Regions from separate parts of the Homo sapiens genome. Here regions 2 and 3 are each linked to region 1. The links are chromatin loops, found by intact Hi-C in ENCODE. Cell type or tissue: PC-3. All regions are shown on one strand. Links, peaks and the distances in the headings refer to the core of each region. The heading gives the core; the rest is flanking DNA.

Evidence for each region. Hi-C counts contacts between places; a loop is a spot of excess contacts. Peaks named below come from ENCODE experiments on the same cell type or tissue, not always from the same donor. Only the 100,000 strongest peaks of a DNase experiment are listed, where the experiment ranks them.
Region 2: it touches region 1 in a loop (6-fold over the local background); 7 of 110 quality-filtered maps call a loop at or near these places.
Region 3: a loop joins it to region 1, with 16 times the contacts of the local background. A loop is called at or near these places in 3 of 110 quality-filtered maps.

The regions. Positions count from the first base shown.
Region 1 is chrX:45,707,015-45,715,476 of GRCh38, forward strand. No RefSeq gene overlaps it. Among named protein-coding and RNA genes, the nearest start is that of MIR221, 35 kb to the right of the region's middle. RefSeq lists an enhancer at 3,108-3,207. In PC-3, for the core only: no CTCF peak of the experiment used is centred there; DNase peaks (open chromatin) are centred at 3,187, 3,627, 4,397 and 5,237; H3K4me3 peaks cover 1,056 bases; H3K27ac peaks cover 5,000 bases.
Region 2 is chrX:45,617,855-45,626,316 of GRCh38, forward strand. No RefSeq gene overlaps it. Among named protein-coding and RNA genes, the nearest start is that of LINC01204, 120 kb to the left of the region's middle. In PC-3, for the core only: no CTCF peak of the experiment used is centred there; a DNase peak (open chromatin) is centred at 4,007; H3K27ac peaks cover 2,810 bases.
Region 3 is chrX:45,476,766-45,485,227 of GRCh38, forward strand. No RefSeq gene overlaps it. Among named protein-coding and RNA genes, the nearest start is that of LINC01204, 24 kb to the right of the region's middle. RefSeq lists an enhancer at 3,301-4,500. In PC-3, for the core only: no CTCF peak of the experiment used is centred there; DNase peaks (open chromatin) are centred at 2,606 and 3,456; H3K27ac peaks cover 4,507 bases.

The DNA of each region.
Region 1 (8,462 bases), core at 1,730-6,729:
TCAAATCCATTAGGATGGCTACTACAGAAAAAAAAAAGAATAGCAAATGTTTGCGACTATATGGAGAAATTGGAACTCTTGCACATTGCCCATGGGATGTAAAATGGTGGAGCCACTGTGGAAAACAGTGTTGCAGTTTCCCAAAAATTTAAGCAGAATTATCATATGATCTAACAATTCTACTTCTAGGTGTCTACCCAAAAAAGTTAAAAACAGGGACTTGAACAGATATTTCCACACCAATATTCATAGCAGCATTATCTGTTTTTGTTTTTGTTTTTGTTTTGAGACGGAGTCTCACACTGTTGCCCAGGCTGGAGTGCAGTGGTACGATCTTGGCTCACTGCAACCTCTATCTCCTGGATTCAAGCGATTCTCCTGCCTCAGCCTTCTAGCTGGGACTAGAGGCGCACACCACCACACCCAGCTAATTTTTAAAAAATATTTTTGGTAGAGACGGGCTTTCAACACATTGGCCAGGCTGGTCTTGAACTTCTGAACTCAAGTGATCTGCCCACCTCGGCCTCCCAAAGTGCTGAGATTACAGGCCTGAGCCACCGTGCATGGCCTTCATAGCAGCATTATTTACAATAGACAAAAGGTGGGAACAACCCAAATGGATAAACAAAAATGTGGTATATACATACAATGGAATATTGTTTACCCTTAAAAAGAAATGAAATTCTAATACATGGATGAAGCTTAAAGATATTATGCTAAGTGAAATAAGCCAGATACAAAAGGACAAATACTGTATGATTCTACTCATATGATTATATTCATATGAGCACAGTCAAATTCATAGAGACAAAGTAAAATAGAGAATACCAGAGGCTGGGAGGAGTGGGGAAGAGGGAATTAATGTTTAATGGGCACAGAGTTTCTGTTTGGGTTGACGAAAAAGTTGTGGAGATAGATGGTAGTGATGGCTGCACAACAATGTGAATATATTTTTACATTGTGAATGCCACTGAATGATACATTTACAAATGGTTGAACTGGTAAATTGTATGTTATGTATGTTTTGCCACAATTAAAAACTTATCAAGAGTAGTTTTACAGTATGGAGATTTCTCAAAAGCTAAAAATAAAACTACTATTCTATCCAGCAATCCTACCCTTGGAATAACTACCCAGCCCCCTAAAAAAAAATCAATCTTTCAAAGAAATACCTGCACTCACATGTTTATTGCAGCAGTATTTACAATAGCAAAAATATGAGATTCAACTAAATGCCCTTCAGTGGTAAACTGGATGAAGGAAATGTGGTATACATACACAATGGAATATTATTTGGCCATAAAAAATGAAATCCCGTCATTTGCAGCAACATGGATGGAACTGGAGGTCATTATATTAAGTGAAATAAGCAAGGCACACAAAGACAAATATCACATGTTCTCACTTATATGTGGGAGCTAAAAAATCTGATCACGTGGAGGTAGAGGGTGGGAAGTTAGAGAATAGAGACTGGAACTGGAGGGGAGGGGGGAATGAAGAAAAGTTGGTTAATGTGTACAAATATACAGTTAGATAGAAGGAATAAATTCAGTGTTTGCTAGCAGAGTAAGGTGACTATAGTTAAACAAAAATTTGTTGTACCCAGGAGATGGACACCCTAAATACCCTGACTGATCATTACACATGATATACACATAACAAAATTTTCCATGTATAGCATAAATTTGTACAAACTACAAAAAGAGTAGTTTGAACAGTGCTTGCTTCTTTCTTCTCTTCATAAAACCTACAATGCAGAGAGAACATTTTTTAATATTTCTTGGTGAATAGCCATCCTCCTTTCTAAGTTTATTGGATCAGCTTCCAATATTTGTCCCTTGCATTTTCAATGTCATGAAATATCTCTGAGAGCTCTTTTAATGTGAAGTTTTTCACAAGTGTTCCTTCCTCTGGGATATATTCATCTCTTTCATCACAATCACTTTTTCATTTGTGTTCATAAGTTTGCTCTCACTAAGTTTCTCTGGCTGCATATCAAGAGCCTCTCAAAGAGCAGCAGTGTGTCCACATTGCCATGGTCAACTATTTCTTCTACAACTCCATTTACCTTTTATTAGAAGCCCATAAAGTTACTTGCATGGCATAGGAAAAGTTCCTTCCATACTGCGGGCATACTACTTGTTGTTACTTCCTGCCATGATGCTTGAATGTGTTCAAGTACGTCCCTTATGTCATATTTCTTTCAAAACTCAGCTAAAAAAATGGCATGATTTCTAGTTAGAGCATTCCTAGTCTGTCTGAAAGTACATCTAATAGGCTTTCAAATTTGAAATAACTGCGTGGTCCATTGGATGGATTAATGAGGTTGTGTTGGGTGTAAAAAGCAAATTTTCACATTTCCATTTAAGAGAATCAGGTTGACCTGGAGTGTTATCCAACAGTAGTAGTACTTTAGAAGTTCAATTATTTTGCCTAAAGTATCTCTCTACCACTGGGAGACAAAGAGGCAACACAGCTACAGGCTTTGCTTTCCTTGTGTGAACTGAGTAACAGATGCACAGTGACCAATCACTGAATGATTTTGAAAGAAGTAATGCGATTGGTCACTGATTATGATGAACATTTGTCACTTACATAGCCATTTGTGGCCTGGAGAGCTAGCAGTGAAATTTGCAGCAGTTACTCACAATTAATATGCTGTGGTGACTAAAATTTGAACTGTTTTGTTGGGAACCTGGTGTTAAATAAACCATGGTAATCAAAATTCATGCATATCAAAACAATGCAAAGTGAGAATTATCTGCATTATGTATTTCTTTGCTTATTATGTTTCCCCTATGAGAATGTAAGCTACATGGGATGCAGACTTAGCCTATTTTGTTTACAGTGATATTCACAATGCCTAGAACAAAGTGTAGCACATAGTAGGGGCTCAATAAATACTCGTAGACAAGAAGAAAGGAAAAGAAAGAGAATGGAAGACAGGAAGGAAGAGAGACAGATGTAAAAATTATCTAGCTAGATCAACTTTCGCGTGAAGATGGTGCCCAGAGAAATGAAATCACTTTCCCAAAGGTACCCTGCACTTCAAGACTTCTGATTTGGGGTTTGAAATGTACCCTCTAACCCACATTGTTCCTCTCTCTCTCTCTCCCTGTCCATGCCTTTCAGTTTATGCATTCACATGAAGATGTGAGTAATAAAGTGGTAGAGGCCTTAATCACTTGACCTTTGAGGAAGGATAAGAGCTTTACTCCAGAAGGCCACAGCCCTGTGGTGGTGATGGTGGGGGTGACATTAGGGCCTTCCCAGACTCCCTAGTATCAGACCACAGAGGCTGCTAATTCTTAGTTTATGTCAAGCTATTTGCATTTTCTTTCCTAAATGTCCTTGTGTGGTGCTACTGTCAGAGTGTACAGGATGCTGGGGTTTTTCTGCTTGTAACTCACTGCCCTGAAGTTGGGTTTCTAATTTACTCAAGGGGCTCCAGTGTCTCAGAGCAGATGGGGCAGCCTGGCCAACGGGGAGAGGAAAAGGCTGATCGGATGAAGAACTTCTGTTTCTGTGACTAAGGACTTAGTCAGCTACCTGGTTTAGGATGTACTATTTGTCAGTAAGTGGATCAGGAGGAAGCAGCACTCATTCTGGCTAGAGTAATGGTTTTCAGTGCATTTTTTACTCATGAAATTCAAAAAGAACAGGGTGCCAGTTCAACCTTGTGGTTGAGGTTATGAATGAGAAAGGAAGCTTAAATTACCCAGAGAGGCTGTCCCCTTAGTCACAGTTTCAGAGCATTCCAGACTCCTGTGTCAATTAAACCATATTGAACTTCAATAAAATACCAAAAAGGCAAATAATGGTCTTTTTGGAGAGCTCCCTTTTGCCCTACCCTTTTGATTGCGCTCTGTCTCTCTCCCCCATCTCTCCACCTCCTCTCTCCTTTCTCCCTCCCTCTCTCCCTCTCTCTCTTTCCTTTTTTCTTTCTTTCTTTCTTTTCTCTCTCTCTCTCCCTCCTTTCTTTCTTTCTTTCTTTCTTTCTTTCTTTCTTTCTTTCTTTCTTTCTTTCTTTCCATTCTTTCCATTCTTTCTTTTCTTCCTTCCTTTCCTTTTGTGGAAAAAGTAGCCGTTCTTTATAAGAATAAAATCACGTAAGTAATTAATTGGAAATGACCTTAGCTGATCTAAAGATTCTAAATCCAAGCTCTGTGTAAACAACTGATATATGTTTTCTTTCATTTTCAGATCCTTTGCCTTTTCACTTTCTCCCTCCATCTTCCTCCCTCTCTCTTGTACCCTCAGATCGCCACGCTTTGGACCTCCCACGAATGGTTTGAACCTGAGGCATGAATTGAGCTTGACTCCCTTGAGGGAGAGTTGCGAGAGGTCAGTGGTGCCTGAACCTTTTCTTGTTAGATACTCTTACAGAAGTTTTGATGAAAAGAATGAGTTGGCCAGAATTAGTCTTGGTTTGGTACATTTCCAATATCTGTGCTTTTCCTGGTTGTCATTAGCATAAATATTTGAGAGTCAACACTGAAAGAATTTGAAAAACGTATTGACTGAAGATTTTTGTCACAAACACTCCATTTCAACTGGCATCTTTCACTCTTTGAAAGGTCTCTCATTTTAAATACCACTTTCTTCTTTTGTCCTATTGAATTTCAATTATGTGCAAAGCCTTTTGGGGAGACACAAAGATGGATAGGACACAGTTCTTACCCTTACTACCAAAAACCATGCAGGGAGATAAGAGTCAGGTTGGCAAAAAGCTAAACAAACACAAGGCTAAACTAATAGTTAAAAAACTCAAAACAAGAAAGGGTCCATGGAGGCCCTGTTTAATTTTCAGTTTACCTCTACAGGCAGAAAATATCAAAGGAGGTCTGAGGAAAAAGGAATGCCTTGGGGGTTGTGGTAAGGCCAGGATGGAAAGAGGAGTTCAGATCAGAGATGCGTCTGGAAAAATTTGGAAGGCAGAGTTGCAGGGGAAGGTATTTTAGGGGGAAATTATTTGGGCAAACAGGGCCACCATGTGCAGTTGTGCAGGTTGTGCAGGCTATGCAATATACAACTATAGGGGTTGCCATTCACATCAAAATCTCTGTGTAGAAAACAATCTCTGTGGCCACTGGTGGCAACCCTGGGACAAAAGTCTAAGAGATATACAGTGCAAAGCCTCCGTGGACATAAGAAGTAGACTTGTTACCATGATGTAAGCCCTGAGAGGGCAGGGACTGAGCCTTATCTTTGGATCTTCAGAGCTTTGCAGTGTCTGGCACATATTAGGTATATGAGACATGTTTCCCAAATAAATGAACTCAATCTTGCCCAATCCCCACCAGCTGGTTGTATGAATGAGGGTGAGGTCACAGAATGGGGATAACTCAGATTTCTTTGACAACTCTGGATAATGTTGGGCCTCAGCACCAAAAGTGGCCCCCTCCCAAATCATTCTAGTTACTTCCAGGATCTTACAGAGAGTTTAATCTGTGTTTCCGTACTGTACTCTCTTTTTCTTCCATTCTGGTCTTTATCCAATGTTTTGAGAGGGACAGCACTTCAGTCATGCCCACTCTGCAGACCACCACCTTCTCTGTGAGTACAGTGTACCTTCCTAGGTGCTTTTCTCCGTGTCCGCAAAGCTGCTACAATGGAGACCATGATGGTGTCATGGTCCCTTCTGACCTCTGGGATTGAAGCCTTATTGATACTACAGAGAACTGTGGAGAATGGCCTTTTGCCCTCCATGGTCATACACATGGAAATGAGGCTGTGTCATGTTTCTCATGTCTGATACAGCCCTCCTTAAAACAATGTCTTCAGCTTCTTCCTGCCTCAACACTGAGCAAAAGATGAACACTATGCAGCTCTTTCTACCCTCCACCCCTATGTTTCTACTTTTGCAAAAGGAAACACAATGAAAAGCATGGGGCGTGTATGGGAACATGGAATATTTTAGTTTGGATGAAGCAAGAGGTATATACAAGTGAGAGTGGGCAAAAGCTGGCCCCAGTGGAGACTGAGTCAAACAGTGAGGATGGATGCATGCAAACCCATAAACACTAGTGGAAAATCATCTAAAAGCTATTTGAGGGGGAGCCACATTTTTAAGTATGAAGAAAAATATTATTATGACTGATGCTATGAACTTAGTGTGGCCCCACCAAAATCATACATTGAAGCCCTACTCCCCAGTGGGATGGTATTTGGAAGAGGGGTCTTTGGGAGGTAATTAGGTATTGGGGGGGGGTGGAGCCCTTGTGAATGGGATTAGTGCCCGTATAAGACGAGATATGAAATTGAGATCCCTCTCTTAACCATCTGAAGATACAATAAGAAGGTAGTCTTCTGCAACCCAGGAAGAGAGCCCTAACCAGAACCCATCCACGCTGGCACCCTGATATTGGACTTTCAGCCTTGAGAAGTGTGAGAAAGTAAGTGTTTGTTGTTTAAGCCACCCAGTCTGTGGTATTCTGTTATAGCAGTTCAAGTTGACTAAGACAGCTGGTTAAAGATATAACAAAAGTCTAAGCAGAATCGGACAGTGGAGTTACACAAACCTAGGTTTGGGTCTCAGTGACCTTGGTTAAATCATTTAACCTCAGGGACTCTTAGTTTCCTTATCTGTAAAATAGTCATACTACCCATCTCTCAGGTTCTTTTATAAGAATAGTGCTTATGAAATGCTTAGTACAAAACCTGGCACATAGTAAATATCCAATAAAATGGCCACCAAAAACTAGTGTATTGTAAGGCATTCTCACTTCTAAGGTAATGTTTCATCAGGCCGTATAATAAGTAAGCAAAACTGTAGATTAGGTAGTTTTTTTGGGCTCCTTGCATTCTCTTTTCCCAACCAATGGCCCAGAAATTAACTAGGGAGTCAATATGATCAATTAATCCACAGCCTGGTGGCAACACCTTTTTTTTCTTCCATAAATTCCAAAAAGTGGGAAAGTAGAGAATGACTGGTAGTAGAAGTTCAGGGATCAGTAGAGGTTTGGAACAAGGGTGGTGGTCTTTTGAGTGTGAGCTTCTTCTCCCTAACCCTTCATACCACATCCTTAAGGTGATTCGTTGTTCCACACAGTGAATTTTGGATACAAAAGACTCAAGGCTTTTACTCCATTGAGCATTCTGTGCATTTCAGTCAAAGGATTCATTGCAGAAGCCTCGCACTGGACATCTGTAGACATAACCTGTAGTTGCCCATCCACCATTGTTTTCAGGCACTCATTTCCCAGAAGACAGAAAGCCCCAACTTCCAGGACAGGCTCCACTTGCCAAGAATTTCTAAACTCTTTGAAGATCAGCTTCTACCTTATCAGGTACCTTCCAAATATTCTCAGATGGATGACAACAGTCTCTCCTCTCAGGGTTGTGTTTGCAAGTCTAGAAGTTTCTGAAGAATAGTAACTGAAGAGTTACTATTGCATATTTTCATTGCCATCAACAACTTCCAGTGATATAAAGAAGAAACTTTTAAAGCATGTGATGGCAAATCCTGACCATTTTGTAATCTGTGTTGTATTTAAGAATCATTCATTCCAGGTAGCACTAAATCAAGAAGTTTCTTCATGCTGTCTACTTCTATGAAAGACACAAAAACCACCAAATCTGGTCTCAGTCTGAAAACTAAGTGGCCATGCCACTGAATGTCTGACACTGGAATACAGGAATGGAACCATGCCATGTCTGAGGGATTTCCTGAATTAGGATTCTGGAAAACTGGGCTCTTCATTTTCTCTGCCTACATCTTGTAGCCTGGGGAAAGGGAGCTTCCTCACAATATATAACACTGTCTGCTCACCTTGGACCATCTTAGTCGAGGAAGGGAAGAACTTAATTAGAGCTTTGGACAGATTGACATTAACAAAGTTGTCCACCAATAATTCTCAAACATGTAGTCCTTATGAACGCAAATGTTGTAGCCAATATTTCTGATATTTCAGGAGATTGGGAAATGCCAGTGGGGTTCTACTGCCTGAGGCAGCGCTTCCTCTGAGGAAGCCCTCCGGAAGTGGCAAGTGTTTTCTTTTCCACTGCTTAAAGGTCACACCAAATCACTTCTTCCTCAAATAGATTTCACTTTCACAGGCTCATAAAATGGCCAAGTCAGAATGTGTCTTGCTTTATGAAGCCAGCTAAGGGTGTGAGGGTGACTCAGGCTTTCCCAAGTTCCCCTGCTTATTCAGTACCAGGAATATTTAAATCAGAGCTGGACTTAAAATAGCAACTCTTTGAAAAGGGCTCAGCATTGACTCCTGAGACTCTCTTTCAGATGCTCTTCTTACTTTTCTGTTCCAGTGGTCACTGCTTAGAAAGTCTGTAGACAATACATGCCTGTCTCTGATTTTTTCATTTTGACTGAAGAACATTACACTGTGTAAAATTCTAGAATTCATGACAGCTGATGAGAATACCTTAAAACCCTTTGCCTACTGAGAGAATATTACGGCAGACTTTTATCTCCTGCACTGGGATACTCAGAAATTGGCCTG
Region 2 (8,462 bases), core at 1,079-6,078, 90 kb before region 1:
GTCATGATATAATCCTTTTTATATGTTGTGAGAATTTTGTTGAGAATCTATATTTATGATATGGTTTGGTTCTATGTCCCCACCCATATTTCATGTTGAATTGTGATCCTGAGTGTTGGAGGTAGGAGCTGGTGGGAGGTGATTGAATCATGAGGGTGGATTCTAATGGTTTAGCACCATCCCCTAGTGCTGTCTCATGATAGAGTTCTCATGAGGTCTGGTTGTTTGAAGGTGTATAGCACCTCCCCTTTCACTCACCCTCTCTCCTGCTGGTCAAGTGAAGATGTCCTTGCTTCCTCTTCATCTTCTGCCATGATTGTAAGTTAGTCCTAAGTCCTCCTCAGTCATGCTGCTTGTAAATCTTGTGGAACTGTGAGTCAACTAAACCTCTTTTCTTCATAAATGACCCACTCTAATGTAGTCCTTCATAGCAGCGTGAGAACAGATTAATGTAATTTGTAAGGAATAGTGGCCTGTAGTTTTCTTTTATTATGATGTTTTGTCTCATTTTGGTATCAGAGTGATACTGGCCTCATGGAATAAGTTAGCCAGTGGCCCTCCTCTTCTATATTTTGGAAGACTGTGAAAAAATAGTATTAAATTGTCTTTACATGTTTGGTGGAATAAATTAGTAAAGCTATCTGGGAATGACCTTTTCTTTGTGGGAAGTTTTTAGATTACTAATTCAATCTCTTAAACATCTATTCAGATTTTCTGTTTATTCTTGAATCAGTGTTGATAGTTTGGGTCTTTCTAGGAATTCTTCCATTTCATCCATGCTATCTGATTTGTTGGCATACAGTTGCTCATAGTATTTCCTTATAATCCTTTTTATTTCTATAAAGTTGACAGTAATATCACCTCTTTCATCCTGTTTAGTAATTTGAGTCTTCTCTCTTTTTGTCTTGGTCAGTCTAGCTAAAGGTCTGTCCATTTTGTTAATCTTTTCTAAGACCCAACTTTTGCTTTTGTTGATTTCCTCCATTGGTTTTTTATTCTCTATTTTGTTAGTTTCTACTGTAATCTTTATTCTTTCATCTGCTTTCTTTGGATTTAATTTCTCTTTTTCTAGTTTCTAGAGGTAGAAAATTAGGTTATTGATTTGAGATCTTCTTTTCAATATAGGTGTTTAAAGCTACAAATTTATCTCTAATTACTGCTTTAACTGCATCCTACAAAATTTTGTATATTATGTATTCACTTTTCTTCATCTCAAAGTATTTTCTAATTTCATTTGTGAGTATCTCCACATTTTCTGCTATTCTAATTTCACTCCATTTTGGTCAGATAACATACTTTGTATGACTTTAATACTTTTAAATTTATGAAGGCTTGTTTTACAGCCTAGCATATGGATCTGTGCTGGAGAATGTTCCATGTGCAACAAAGGTGAAGCACTATTCATCAGAACAAGCTGTTTTACACAGTTTTCAGGGACATAATCCACTACTGATATAATAACTTTATGGAAGAGTTGGATTTTTCGTCTCAACATGTTCCATCTGGTCTCTGGAAGAATTATTTCAGGTTGAAGTGGAAACCTAGCAACTATCTGGTTAACATGATCAATTTAGACAGCAGGAGGTCTGGCTGACTTACAGAGCTTAGCATTTAGCAACAATGAAGAGCTTGGAGTCTAGGTTTTCTGCAAGGCTAAAAATAGTTTGTTAAGAGACATTTCAGGAAGTTAAATAGTCACTTCCCCGGGATTCTTCTCTTCAAAAATCAACAAAGCTAAAATCTCACATATCTTCTTATTTGACCATTGCTATTAACTATGCTGTAATGTCTTCCCACTATTATCCAATTTGTCATTTGCAAGACACAGAATAGAGCTGGAGGTGGTTCTTCCAGAAAGCATTGTGTCAGGAACTTACTAGTATCTCAAATAGTCACAGCTTCAAGGAGGTACATCAACCATACTGAAGGATTTTTTGAAACTATGTATTGTATAAAATAATATGAACTCCATGAATGAAACAGCATGAAATACAAACCACCTGATATGTGTGCCCGTCTGAGGACAGGTTACAAATACATTCTTGTCATTAATTTGTTCACTTTTAATTTAGTGTAAATGTATCTTTGACTAATGTAACTGTTTTAAAAAGAGCTTAAGTACCAATAAAAATCAAATATTTCAAAAATTCTCATTTATTTAAATAACCCAATAATATTGTGTTGCTTATATGTATATTTTGAGAAAAACATTTTTAAAACAAATTTTTAACAAGAGATACTAGAGATAAGTTAAATACATCAAAATATAAAATATAGTGCTTATTGTGTCTGTTTCTAGCAGTAACATTATGAAAAATGTATTATCTTAAAAAGACAAAGATTTTATATGTGAAGAGAAAATATCTGGGAAGATCTATAAGAAAATAGTAACAGTGTTGACTCTGGAAAGAGAATCCAGGGTTGGCAGGGAGACTTACTTCATATTTTATATATTCATTATATAATGGATTTTATAACATGTAATGCATTACTTTAACAAAAAAGAATAGTTGAAAGCCAGCAAGTAAAGCTAAGCTTCTGCCACTTTGTTAACCATTTCCCCTGGCCACAGGCAGAACTTGATAGGAATCTAATGCATAGAATTCACAGCAGTTTAGAATTGGGGACTTTAAAGATCATCTGTTGTATTACATTAACTATTTCCAAACTGGTGTTGAGTTTGCTCAGTTCACCTGCCAGTAAGTAAAACCACATTCCAGTAGAGCTAAAGAATATGGGCAGCTCTTGAAATTCACCTTAATGGAATTTGAGCTATAGTTGATGGTGTAGATTTCTGCTTTATTCCTTAGTGTCATAAATGCCAGGATCATTTCTTACAGAAATGGGTAGGATGAGTAGAATAGGTGTTTGCCGTGAGTCTTCCATCTCCTCCGTAAGTTCCAAACACATTCCATTACAGATTCAGATTTTTGAATGAAGGCACTGACATTTACTGAAATGCATAAGCTCTTGTGGGAAACAAGCAATGAAACTTAACCATGAAGAATTAAGTCTATTAATTATTTCCTGAAAGTTGGAAGCAAAAATATGGGGAAAAGGGGAGGAGAAATTGGGAACACCATGGAGAGGAAAGAGAATACTGAAGAAAGCTTGGTCCACTTTCTCTTCTGCCTTATTAGTGTGTAATAAGCTTTAGAAAGTGGGTTTTGGTGGTAACTTTAGCCCGTCTGAAGCTGGACAACACCAGCAATTTCCCCAAGTCCAGTACACACACACACACACACACACACACACACACACACACAGTTTCCTCATTAAGTCCTACTCATCATTGAGGACTTTAACAATTCTTAACTGCCCATGGCATACTGACTACAACATCTCTCATAGTCTTTATAGCACTATATTGTAATTATTATTTTTCTTCTCTTCTTCACCAACTCTTAAAATCTTTGTGGGCAGTGACTGTGTCTTCTATCACAGTATCTTCTAACACCACATCTGGCATATAGTAGGTGCACAGTAAATTTTTATTGAGTGAATGAATGAAGAAAATGAAGCCACTTAGCTGCATTTTAACACTAAAACCCTAAATTTTTCTCCAAAAAGAATATGAATTTTTAAAGAATTATGAACGTGTTCCCCTCCCAACAATGATTCTTACGAATTTTCCATGGCTATAGCTTGCGTGTGAGTCTTACAAACAGCATTTGGCAGCAGTGTCCTTCCATATTTTCCGGGAAGAAGGAATTCTAAGTGATACATATTCAAAGAATTCTCAGGTTTTTGCATGGGTATGAAGATTTGGAGTTGGTGGGGAGGAATGGTTGGAGGAATGGGTGATAGAGAAGAAAGGAGTGAGAAGGAATATAAAGGACCAGTCACTATGGGTGGGGAAACCCAGGGTAAGAGCTGACAGAGGTTGGCAGAACCTCCAGGGCAAGTTTACTTTAGGTTGGCTATTCCCATTTCAAGTGTACACACGCCTCTGGAACTCCCTAAAGCCATTTGGAGGGGAAAACCACACCTACAGCTTCTGAAATGAAAAGTACCTCCAGGCCTCCAGAAATTAGTCCCGTGGTCTTACTATTACTCACTTCCTAGAAAAGTCATAGCTGGTCTATCCTGACCTTCAGAGCCTGCAGGAGTACAAACTCATTTTCCGAAGAATGATGATTCAAGAAGAATTTAGAGAAATCACTCAGGAAAGCCTCAGAAACAAATCTTTTTTGTCTTTTACTTTACTAAAACCTTCATGAACATTTTTACTGGGACTTTCTTTGGCAAGTTCTGGGTGAATCAGCATGAAAAACAAAAGCAATGTTGAAATTTAAATCTGTAAAGGATGTCATTTCCATTTTCTAAAAACTGCTCAGAACTTGAATGCGAAGTAATGATACATGCTTTCCAGCTTCATGTGAAGTCATACTTATAACCTGCAGCTTGGCATCATCTCTAGTTTTAGTGGTACTATTATTACCTATAGTTCTTTATTTTCTTCAACAACTTCAGTCTTGTTTTCCACCCTGGCATCGGTAACAGTAGTTCACCTTTAGAGAAAATATATTTACATTACCTTTACGTGTGTATGCTTACTTAGCAAGCAGAAAGCCAGTTTTGAGAATACTCTGTCCATTATTTCCTCCTCCCTTATGCCAGACTCTTGAGATTTTAACATTTGAATTAAGGCAAGGTTCTTTCTTCCAGTCTGGTTATGTCTTTTCAGGCCAAGTGAGTATGGCCTATGGATTCAAGCCCTAGATTGTAGCAAGTAGAAACTTGTTGATAGTCCCTCCCTGAAATAACTGCCATCAACCAAAAGAAGCAGATAATCCACTTTTGTGCTTAGGGCAGCATGTTTTGTAGATGCCATGCTGCAGGCATACCTATGTGGGCTTGTGAGAAATGAGGAATCTGGCCTATGTGCTTCAGCATCTGCAAACAAGCAAGCTCACAGTTCATCCCAGTCCAGCTCTTCCATCAGAGGATGACACATGCACCATTATTTTAATAAAGTCCATGTGTTGTGAATGAGTCTCATTCATCAATTGTCCCCCCAAAAGTTTTATTTCTTGCAACCACTGCATTTCATCTTTCTCACAATGAATTCATATTATAGGTACTCACAGATGTATATATTGACCTACCAATTACTTCAAAAGAAAAAGAATGGAGAGGGATATAGCAAAGAGATATAATAGAGATAGATAGATAGATAGATAGATAGATAGATAGATATAGATAGAATGCTTAAGGAACCACTGAATCAGTAAATCAAGCAACAAATGTGGGTGTTACTGGCATGCGTAGAATGATGGATGGATATTCTAGGAGCCTACATTAGGAGGACACTAAAACTTTCACTTTTTTCATCCCCTGTCAAAGCTCTTGAGATGGTTAAATTTTTACTAACAGGATGTTTTCATTAAGAAGGAAAAAACCCCACATAAATGGTTGAAAGCTAACATCTAATCAAATCTAAGGATTTTCCCCCATTCTCTCATTTCTGGAGCAGATTGGTGCAATTTATTTTCCTGCCTTGGGCAGTTCAGCAGCAGCTGAGGTTGTAGTCACAACTTAGCAATGTGGCTCATGTGACTTATCCAAATAAGAGCACAATTAGCAAAATGTGTTCCCATAAATGGCAGTTTAAACACTAAACTCTGGAGAGAATCCAGATGAAATCTAACACAGAACAGCATGGGGAAAATGGTAAGTTCTGGTGAACTAAAATGCATTGGTCATGCCTTTGGCTGGAGAGGGTCAAAGTCAGAATGACTTGAGAGTTTTTAAAAAGTCACTACTAAAATTCCCAAGCCAAATAGCAGTCATTGCCTATAGCACTTTGTGAATGGGAAAAAATATGTAAGCTCTAAATGTTAGACTCAGGAGAATATTGTATTTGTCAGACTAACAAAGCACTCTAACTTCAGCATTCTAAATTTAGAACCAATGTTGAACTGTTGGAGTTCTGTGTCCATAAAACTTTGAACTATTGGAGTTCTGTGTCCACAAGGGCTGAAAAAGGAAACTTCTTGGTTTTCACTCCCAGAGCCTGTAAGAATAAAAACTCGGCCGGGAGCGGTGGCTCACGCCTGTAATCCCAGCACTTTGGGAGGCCGAGGCGGGCGGATCATGAGGTCAGGAGATCGAGACCATCCTGGCTAACACGGTGAAACCCCGTTTGTACTAAAAAAAATACAAAAAAACTTAGCCAGGCATGGTGGCGGGCGCCTATAGTCCCAGCTACTCGGGAGGCTGAGGCAGAAGAATGGTGTGAACCTGGGAGGCGGAGCTTGCAGTGAGCCGAGATGGCCCCACTGCACTCCAGCCTGGGTGACACAGCAAGACTCCGTCTCAAAAAAAAAAAAAAAAAAGAATAAAAACTCCTTGATCTCAGGATCAATAGGAACAATGAAGGAATTCATTGTTTTTCTTTATATCTCAAACTCAAGTCGGTTGTCAACCAGAGCTTGGCAATGATGCAGAACTGCAGACTTATGTTTCTCAGATATGGATATGAGGAGACACAGAGGGTTTTGGAAAGTAGAGCTATGGCACTGCCAACTTATAAAAGATACGTAGAGAAGAAGACAACAAAGAGCCTACAAATGCCCCCTTCCCTGCTCTGTAGCCCTCTTCTGGCTTGTATTCTGATGTGAAAAGCATTTCTACCTGGTTTCCCTTAGGAAGTAAAATTTGGCCTGAGCTCTGAAGTATGTGGAAGAAAGAAACAACCTATCAGACAAAGCAAACAGGCTGTGCAAAGGCTCTGTGGCAGAGATATTATGGCACATTCAAGGCACAGAAATAAGGTTAGTGTGGCTAGACTACAAGAAGTGAGGGGAAAGTGGCTGGAAGGGTAACTAAAGTGTCAGATCATCAAGGCCTTGAAAACCATGTCACTTTCATTTGTATAGCCTTATATGCAGAACAATGAGTAGCCAGTGAAGGTTATCTGGGGAGAAACTACATGCCCAGATTCTCATTTAGTGATTGGTCTTTATGAATTGTGGTGAATAAATTAAAGGTGGAGAGACTAGATTCAAGGAGACCTTTCTTTTTTTCTTTTTATTTTTCTTTTTAATTTCAGAGCTACAACTGCAGGTTTGTTACATAGGTAAACTTGTGTCATGGGGGTTTGTTGTACTGATTATTTCATCACCCAGGTATTAAGTCTAGTACCCATTAGTTGTTTTTCCTGATCCTCTCCCTCCTCCCACTCTCCACCCTCTGAAAAGCCCCAGTGTGCGTTGTTCCCTTCTTTGTGTCCATGTGTTCTCATCATTTAGCTCTCACTTATAAGTGAGAACATGCAGTATTTGGTTTTCTGTCCTGCATTAGTTTGCTAAGGATAATGGCCTCCAGCTCCATCCAAGTGCCTGCAAAGAACATGATCTCATTCTCTTTTATGGCTATGTAGTATTCCATGGTGTATATCTACCACATTTTCTTTATCCAGTCTATCATTAACGGGCATTTAGATTGATCCCGTGTCTTTGCTATTGTGAATAGTGCTGCAATGAACGTACACATGCGTGTGTCTTTATAATAGAACGATTTATATTCTTTTGGATATATATCCAGTAATGGGATTGCTGGCTGGAATGGTATTTCTGTCTTTAGGTCTTAGAGGAATCGCCACCATCTTCCACAATGGCTGAACTAATTTACACTTCCACCAACAGCCTATAAGTGTTCCTTTTTCTCCACAACCTCACCAGCATCCGTTATTTTTTGACTTTAAAAATAGCCTTTCTGACTGGTGTGAGATGGTATCTCATTGTGGTTTTGATTTGCATTTCTCTGATGATCAGTGATGTTGGGTTTTTTTTAATTATACTTTAAGTTATAGGCTACAAGTGCACAACGTGCAGGTTTGATACATAGGTATACATGTGCCATGTTGGTTTGCTGCACCCATCAACTCATCACTTACATTAGGTATTTCTCCTAATGCTATCCCTCCCCCAGCCCCCCTCCCCACAACAGGCCCCGATATATGATGTTCCCCGCCCTGTGTCCAAGTGTTCTCATTGTTCAGTTCCCACCTATGAGTGAGAACATGCAGTGTTTGATTTTCTGTCTTTGTGATAGTTTACTGAGAATGATGGTTTCCAGCTTCATCCATGTCCCTGCAAAGGACATGAACTCATCCTTTTTTATGGCTGCATAGTATTCCATGGCATATATGTGCCACATTTTCTTAATCCAGTCTATCTATCATTGATGGATATTTGAGTTGGTTCCAAGTCTTTCCTATTGTGAATAGTGCCACAATAAACATACATGTGCATGTGTCTTTATAGTAGCATGATTTATAATCCTTTGGGTACATAGATGTTGGTTTTTTTTTCATATGATTGTTGGCCACATGTATGTCTTCTTTTGAGAAGTGTCTATTCATGTCCTTTCATCACTCTTTAATGGGGTTGTTTGTTTTTTTCTTGTAAATTTGTTTAAGTTCCTTATAGATGCTGGATATTAGATCTTTGTTGGAT
Region 3 (8,462 bases), core at 1,161-6,160, 230 kb before region 1:
GGTTAATTTTATGTGTCAACTTGACTGGGCTAAGGAATGCCCAGATAGTTGGTAAAACATTATTTCTGGGTGTGTCTCTGAAGGTGTTTCTGGAAGAAATTAGCATTCAAATCAGTAGACTGAGTAAAGAAGATCACACTCACTAATGTAGGCAAGCATTGTCCAATCCCTTGAGGGTATGGGTAGAACAAAAGGTAGAGGAAGGGCAAATTTGATCTGCCTTGTTTGAGCTGGAACATCTGTCTTCTCCTGTTCTCAGACATCAGTGCTCTGTGTTCTCAAGCCTTCAGACTCCATCTGTGACTTACACCATCCCCACCCTCCCACTCTCCCCCACTGGCCACAATGCCAGTCCTCAGGCCTTTGGACTTAGACTGAGTTTCACCTCCAACTCTTTCTTGTTTCTTCAGCTCATAGACAGCCTATTATGGAACTTCTTGACCTCCACAATCATGTAAGCCAATTCTCATTTTTTTATATATCCCTGTTGGTGCTGTTTATTTGGAGAACCCTAATTAATATGCAATCTTTCATTCCCTGATGCTCATTGTATTGAAAATAATAGATTCATACATTTTGTCCACTATTTGCTTATTTTAGGTGAGAAATTAAGCCAGACCTTTTACTACATTTTGGCTGGAAGCAGAAGTGTTAAATACTTAAAATAAATAAATAAATAAATAAAAACTTTTTTTCTGTAATTCCAAGGAAGTTTACATATATCTTTTAAAAGAAATTATGATCTTAGAAAACAAGTTGAGTTTGTGTCCACCCCTAAACCTCTAAACCCTGATTAAGTGTAGCACTGGGTGGAAAAATAAACTCAGGAAACCTGAAAATACAACTTTATCTTTTATTTAATGAGCCAATCTACAATGGTATTTTAGGGTCCAAATGATTTCTTCCAGTCTTCTCATCAGGAACTGCTTTTTTCTTGCATTTTTGATTATACTATAGCCAGGGTCATTGGATCAGCCTCATTGGGTTTTGCTTTTATCCTTGTAATGGAAATATATAAAACCTGATGGAATGAGGTAAGGTTTGGTATCCATTGTATTCTTAAAGTTGCCTTCTGGATCTCTTGCCTGGATGCTGGTACCCATTATTCAGATCCTTTCTCCAGTCTGGACCTATTTTAATCTCTGATCATTCTTCCTGGCACATTTCTACCTAGCTTTAGATTTACTTGGAATCTATCAGTAATCTGAACATTTTTCTATCTTTAGTTTCTGGTCTTGTTTCAGCTCTCCTGAGGTCACCTCTCCTGATCCATTCTTACATCCTCTCACCTTAGGCCCTAATGGGATAGGGATAGTTACAATGCTTAGTCTTATAGCAAATTTGTGGCTCTTCAAAGGAAGTGCTTCAAAAATTTTGTTGCATCAATAATGGGGAGAGAAGAGACAAATAGTTATTGCAGTCCAACCAAGTGATAGTATCAAGTCTCTGTGCTTTATGTAAAGACTGGGTATCATTTATTTGCCTTTTGCGTTGTTAATGTGGGGATTTTCTTCCTGTGAGTGCATCCCTTGATTTAAAACTTTGACACTTTTTCTCCTTTAGATTCATAGTGCAGTGGGGATCTTAAGATGCCTTCAAAATGGTATTTCCTATTCTTAAGCTTCATTGGTAATTCCTTGGTGAATTATGAATCTCTGTTAATGAGTTCTGCTGTTTTCTCTTTTAATTCAGTGCTCGCCATGGGGGATAGGAGGACTTTACCTCAATTGTGATATGAAGTGTTCTCTACAAATACATTAAATTTAGTTTGTGTCAGTTGGAATCCTGGCAAGTAGCAGGATTCAACAAGATTAATCAAATACAATACATTAATGAAAGGACTAATTACAGGGGTGTGGGCTTGATTAAGAAAACCAACAAAGGATGTTGAGGCACTCAGAGACTGGTCTCAGTGGAAAACCATCATCACTCCCAATAGGAGAAAACCTGGAGCTGTGGAGGAAGGCAGAGGAGCTGTAGTCATACAGGAACACAGCCATGCCAGAAATGTGGCACTGATGTATAGAGAAAGCAGGTAAAGAAATACCCCAACCTCTCTTCCACCACTCTTTAATCCCCCATGAATATCTCTATAAGCATAGCACAACCAGAAGTCAAATGGAAAAGGAGCCTTGGGTAATGCAGTCCACAGGGCCCCCTGGAACACAACAGAGCAAAGAGGGACATGAAATATACATAATTGGGGTGCAAATGGAGAAAAAATACAGTAAAAAGTCTTTGCATCTTTCTGGATTCTAGCTGGTATATTAGATAATTACTTAAGTATTATAAGTTACCAACTACAGTAAGAATAATAATTGAGCTAAGCTATCATTATACTAATTTTTTTTATTATTTACAGATTTTTAAAATGTAAGCACCTACTAAATTATTTGGGATAATGTTTTAAAAACTATGTTAGAATTTTCAAAATTTTAATGGGCTCTAGCATTAAAGATTTTTCCAATGCAGGATATTTTAAAAGGGCTAATGAGCTAGTGTGGTATGAGTCTACACTCAGCAACCACTGCATTTTTAACTTTTTTTTAATGCTCAAAAATAAACAACAAGATCCCTGAGTGCTTTTGTTGGCTGGGCTGTGTATTTTAAAACACTTACTCAGAACACCGCAGTTATTTGAAGGATGTGTCATACAGTCTGCTGCTGGCTTAAGAAACTATGAGATGGGGGACGTTCAGTTGCCTTTTTAAACTTATTTATTTAATTTTAGAAATAAATGTGTAGCAAAAGGAGTTTTGATTCTATAAGCTGAGAGTCTGTGTACAAATTGCAAACTTTTGAGCTTTAAGTCTCCTCTGTGACTCTAGACTGAGTGGTTGTCTAGGCTGACCCCAACCAAGGCAAGCAACCTCAGCAGTATGTTTAATACTTCAACCCACTTGGTCCTCAGCTCCAAATGCAAGAGTTTCTGAGCAAGTTAATCTTTTCCTTGTACTACTGCTGTTCAGGTGCATTCAACATGAATTTATTAAACAACTATAATGTGCCAGGCGTTGTGTTCGATGTTGGGAGACTAAAGATAAGATGTAGAACCAACATAAGAGAAATGGACACATAAACACACTCTCTGATATCATGTGGTATATGTGGTTACAGACGTAGGTATGGGCATTTAGCCTACCTGAGTCATAGGAAAGCTTCCTGGTGACTAATAGATTTTTGAAGGTTTCTAAATTTCACCTCTAGCGTGGAAATGAAGGTGGGGAAATGAAGGTAGTCTAGGCAGGGAAAACATTACAACTAAAAGTAAAGAGGCATGAATCAGCATGATGAGTGCTAGAAACTATACCAAGCATGAATAGCAAAGAAGGGAGTGGTAAGGGATTAGGCTGGGGGAAATCAACAGAACAGTTGACGTCAAGGGGAGTAGACTTGTTCAAAAGCTTAGACAGTATCTATATGTTATGAGAATTTTTCAAAGAGACTGTCAGCAAATATAGGGGGAGAGGTTAAGCCTAGGGAAGGGGCAACACTGGAGCTCAGTAGTGTAGGGAGAATGAGTAATAGGCCAGCTATGTGTTGTTTCAGACTTCCAGGCATCCATAAGGATCAGGGATCAGACATCAGGAACAACTCACCCATGTGATCCATGTAGCTGTCAGAAAATTCATGAGGAGCTCTCGCCCAGAAATCTGATTGGCAGTGGGAAAAATCCAAAGTGATACATAAATTAAAAGTTGATTCTCTTTGTCTTTGCAATACTGAAATGAGAAAAAGACAAAACAATTGGCTTACATCTCTACAACCCAAGGAGATCAGAGCACTTTGTACCCAAAGGATTGTCAGTACCTTTCTCCTCAGAGGGTCATTTGCACAGCAAATACTCATTTGTCTAGGGGTAGACATAATTGTCTTCAGTTTTGGGGAGATTTAGGGGTATAACCATCAACAGAAGTTCGTTCATAACTATTCAGGTAGTTCATGGCATTGAGTGTGGTAATAATTACAATTTCAAGATTACTTCTCTGTTCTCCTTCCAGATGGGAGGGCTCATTAACAGTTCTAGGTAACAGAGGCTTTCTGCTGGAGTTTAGCCATAACACCTTGGTTTCAGGTTAAAATATACCATAAGAAATAATTTTGAATCCCAAGCCCAGAGTTTTATTCTCCTCTCCAATCCAGCATAATTACATTTTCATTTTGGTAGGCAAAAGATATTCTTATCAATAAATGGTGTTGGGTCAATTGGAAAATCACGTGGAAAGAAAGATGTATCTTAACCTCTACTTTATACCATAACCAAAAATTAATTCCAGATAAATTGTGGACCTCAATGTAAAAGAGAAAACAATAAAACTTCTGGAAGATAGTGGAGGAGAAGAGCTTCATTACCTTGGAAAAGATTTCTAAATAGGACACAAAAAGTGCCAACCATAAAGGAGAAGATCAATAAATTGGACCATATTGATCAATAAATTGGGCTATTTTAAGAATTTATATTCTTAAAGAACACCAATAAGAGAGTGAATGGGCAAGCCACAAAACTCAGATCTAGAATATTATAAGGAAAATTCAGATACCGCAATGGAAAAATGAGCAAAATATTTGAATAGGAATCCCACAAAAGAGTATAATCAAATGGCCATTAATTATCTAAAATGGTATTAACCTTATTTTTCATTGAGGAAATGGCAAGATGACAGTAAGAATGGCCAAATTTTAAAAGACTGACAATACTAAGTGCTGGTGAGAATATGAAGCAACTGGAACTCTCATACTCTGCTGGTGGAAGTGTAAATTTGTACAACCACATTGGAAAACTACATGGAAGTATCTACTAACACCAAACATGCACATACCCTATGACCCAGCAATTCCACTCCAATGTATATACTCAACAGAGATGCATACTTATGAATCCCAAAATACTTGTACAAGTATGTTCATAACAGCCTCAACCCAGAAGTGGGTTGAGCAGTCTATCAACTACAGAATGGATAAATTATATTAAATAAAAAAGTGAAATACAACAACAAAAATTAAGGATCATCTCCTACACACAGTAACTGGATGAATCTCCCATACATACTATCAAATGGAAAAATCCAGATACAAAAGCGTACTTTTTCTATGACTCCCTTTGCATACACTTCAGAACTAGGTTGAAACCAATATATAATGGTAGAAAGGATATTGAGAGGAGAGGTAGTACTAAATGAAAAGGAACGTAAAGTGGGGGAGCTCCTGGGATGTTGGTAATGTTTTATTTCCTAATCTGGATGGCGTTTTCATGGGCATATTCACTTTGTGGTAATTCACAAAACTAGATGCTAAGAATGTGTACACTTTTATTTATGTAAGTTTTGCTTTAATAAAAATGCTTATTAATTCTTTTTTCATTTTGAAAGGATTACTCTGGCTGTTAGGTGAAGAATGAATAGGGGAACAGGTAGGAGCAGATGCAGGATGACTAGTTAATTGACTATTGGATATTTCAGGCAAGAAATAATGGTGAATTGGGCTTGGATGGTGGTAGAAAAACAAAGGCCTGAACAGCCATATGTAGGAGAAGAGATTGGTAGGAATTGGTGGTAGACTAAAAAGGGAGTAGGAACAAAATCTGTCGAAGAAGGTTACTGGCTTATATAAATGGATGAAACATTTTGGCATTCACTAAAATAAGGAATATGGGAATATCGGCATAGATTTTTTAATAGCATCTTTATTAAGATATAATTTGCATACTATAAAATTTACCCTTTAAAGTGTACAGTTCAATATTTCACTTGTCATAGCATATTTGTAGACATAGAAAACCATTACCACTATCTTATTTGATAACATTTTCATCACCTGAAAAAGAAACCCCATATCCATTAGCAGTCCCTCACCATTGTGCTTTCCTCCTCAGCCTCTGACAAAAACTAATCTACTTTCTGTCTAATGATTTGCCTATTCTGGCATTTCATATGAATGGAATCATACAATATGTCAGTGGTCCCCAATGTTTTTGGCACCAGGGACCAGCTTCATGAAAGACAATTTTTCCATGGACCATGAGGGAGGTATGGTTTCAGGATGATTCAAGTGCATTACATTTATTGTGCACTTTATTTCTACTATTATTACATTGTAATATATAATGAAATAATTATACAACTCACTATAATGTGAATCAGTGGGCCCTAGCTTGTTTTCCTGCAACTAAACGGTTCCATCTGAGGGTGATGGAAGGCCATGACAGATCGTCAGGCATTACATTCTCATAAAGAGTGTGCAGCCTTGTTTGCATGCACAGTTCACAGTAGGGTTCATGCTCCTATGAAAATCTAATGCCACTGCTGATCTGACAGGAAGTGGAGCTCAGGTGGTTATGTAAGTGATGGGGAGCAGCTGTAAATACAGATGAAGCTTTGCTTGCTTGCCCGCCACTCACCTCCTGCTGTGCGGCCCGGTTCCTAACAGGCCACAAACTGGTACTGGTCTGTGGCCCAGGGGTTAGGGACTCCTGCAATATGTGATCTTTTGTGACTGGCTTCTTTTACTTATCATAATTTTTTCAATATCCACCCATGCTATACCATGTATCAATACTCTATTCTTTTTTTATAGCTGAATAATATTCCACAGAATGACTATACCATGTTTTGTTTGCCCATCAGCTGATGGACATTTGAGTTATTTCAACGTTTTGGCCATTATGAATAATCCTGCTGGGAACATGCGTGTGCAAATTTTTGTGTGGAAACATGTTTTCTTTTCTCTTGGGTATATACCTAAGAGTGGAATTACTGAGTTAGGTGGTAACTCTGTGTTTAACATTTTGAGAAGCTATATAACTGTTTTCCAAATTGGCTGTACCATTTTACAGTCCCATCAGCAATGAATGAGTGTTCCAGTTTCTCTACATCCTTTCCCACACTTGTGTTGCCTGACTTTTTTATTACAACCATTATTGTGGGTGCGAAGTGGTATCTCATTGTAGTTTTAATTTGCATTTCCCTAATGACCATTGATACTGAGCATCTTTTCATGAGTTTATTAGACATTTATATATCTTCTTTGGAGAAATGTCTATTCAAATACTTTGCTCATTATTTAAAATTGGGTTATTTGTCTTTTTATTGTTTGGTTATAGAAGTTCTTCATTGTAGATACAAGTCACTTAACAAATTTACGTATCTGTGAATGGTCCTTTTACTTTGTTGATAGTTTCCTTTGAAGAACAACTGTTTTTAATTTTTATGAAGTCCAATTTACCTATTTTTTTCCATGACTGCTTTTGCTTTTAATGTTGTAGCTAAGACTCCATTGCCAAATCCAAGGTCTAAGAGTTTTATAGTGTTAAGTCTTATGTTTAGGTCTATGATGTATTTTGAGTTAATGTTTGTGTATAGTATGAGAAAGAGGTCCAAACTTGTGATTTTACATGTGGATATCCAGTTGTTCCAGCACCAATCTTGCACCCCTGAAATCAATCTCACTTGGTTGTGATATATAAACTTTTAAATATATTGTCAGTTTCAACTTGCTAGTAATTTGTCAGGGATGTTTGCATCCATGATCGTAAAAGATATTGGTCTGTAGCTTTATGTTCTTATTTTTTTTTTGTTTGGTTTTGCTATTAGATTAATACTGGCCTTATATAATGAGTTTGAAAATGTTCTCTCCTCTTCTGTTTTTTGAAACAGTTTGTGTACAATTTATATTAATTCTTTTTTAAATGTTTGGTAGAATCCAGCAGTGAAGCCATCTGGGCCTAAGCTTTGCTTTGCAAGAATTTTTAGAATTATCAGTTTAATCTTTTTTCCTTTTATAAGTCCATTAAGATTGTACATTTCTTCTTGAGTCAGGATCAGTGGTTTGTGTATTTCTAGGAATGCGTCCATTTCATCTGTGCTATCTAATTTGTTTACAAACAGTTTTTCATAGTATTAACTTTTCTTTTTTTTCATTTGTATAAGGTTGGTGTAATATTCCCTTTATTTCCTGATTTTAGTAATTTGAGTCTTTTCTAGCTAGAAGTTTGTCAATTTTGTTGACTTTTAAAAGAACCAACTTTAGCTTTATTGATATTCTTACTGTTTTTCTACTCTCTATTTCATTTATTTCTGGTCTAATCTTTATCATTTCCTTTATTCTTCTTGCTTTGGGTTTAGTTAACTCTTTTTCTAGTTTAATACAGTGGAAGTTTAGGTTACTCACTTGAGGTCTTTCTTCTTTTTCTTCTTCTTTTTTTTTTTTTTTTGAGACAGAGTCTTGCTCTGTCACCCAGGATGGAGTGCAGTGGCGTGATCTTGGCTCACTGCAACCTCTGTCTCCCAGGTTCAAGCAATGCTTGTGTCTCAGCCTCCTGAGTAGCTGGGATTACAGGCGCATGCCACCATGCCCTTCTAATTTTTGTATTTTTAGGAGAGACGGGGTTTTGCCATGCTGGCCAGGCTGGTCTCGAACTCCTGGCCTCAAGTGATCCACCCACCTCGGCCTCCCAAAGCGCTGGG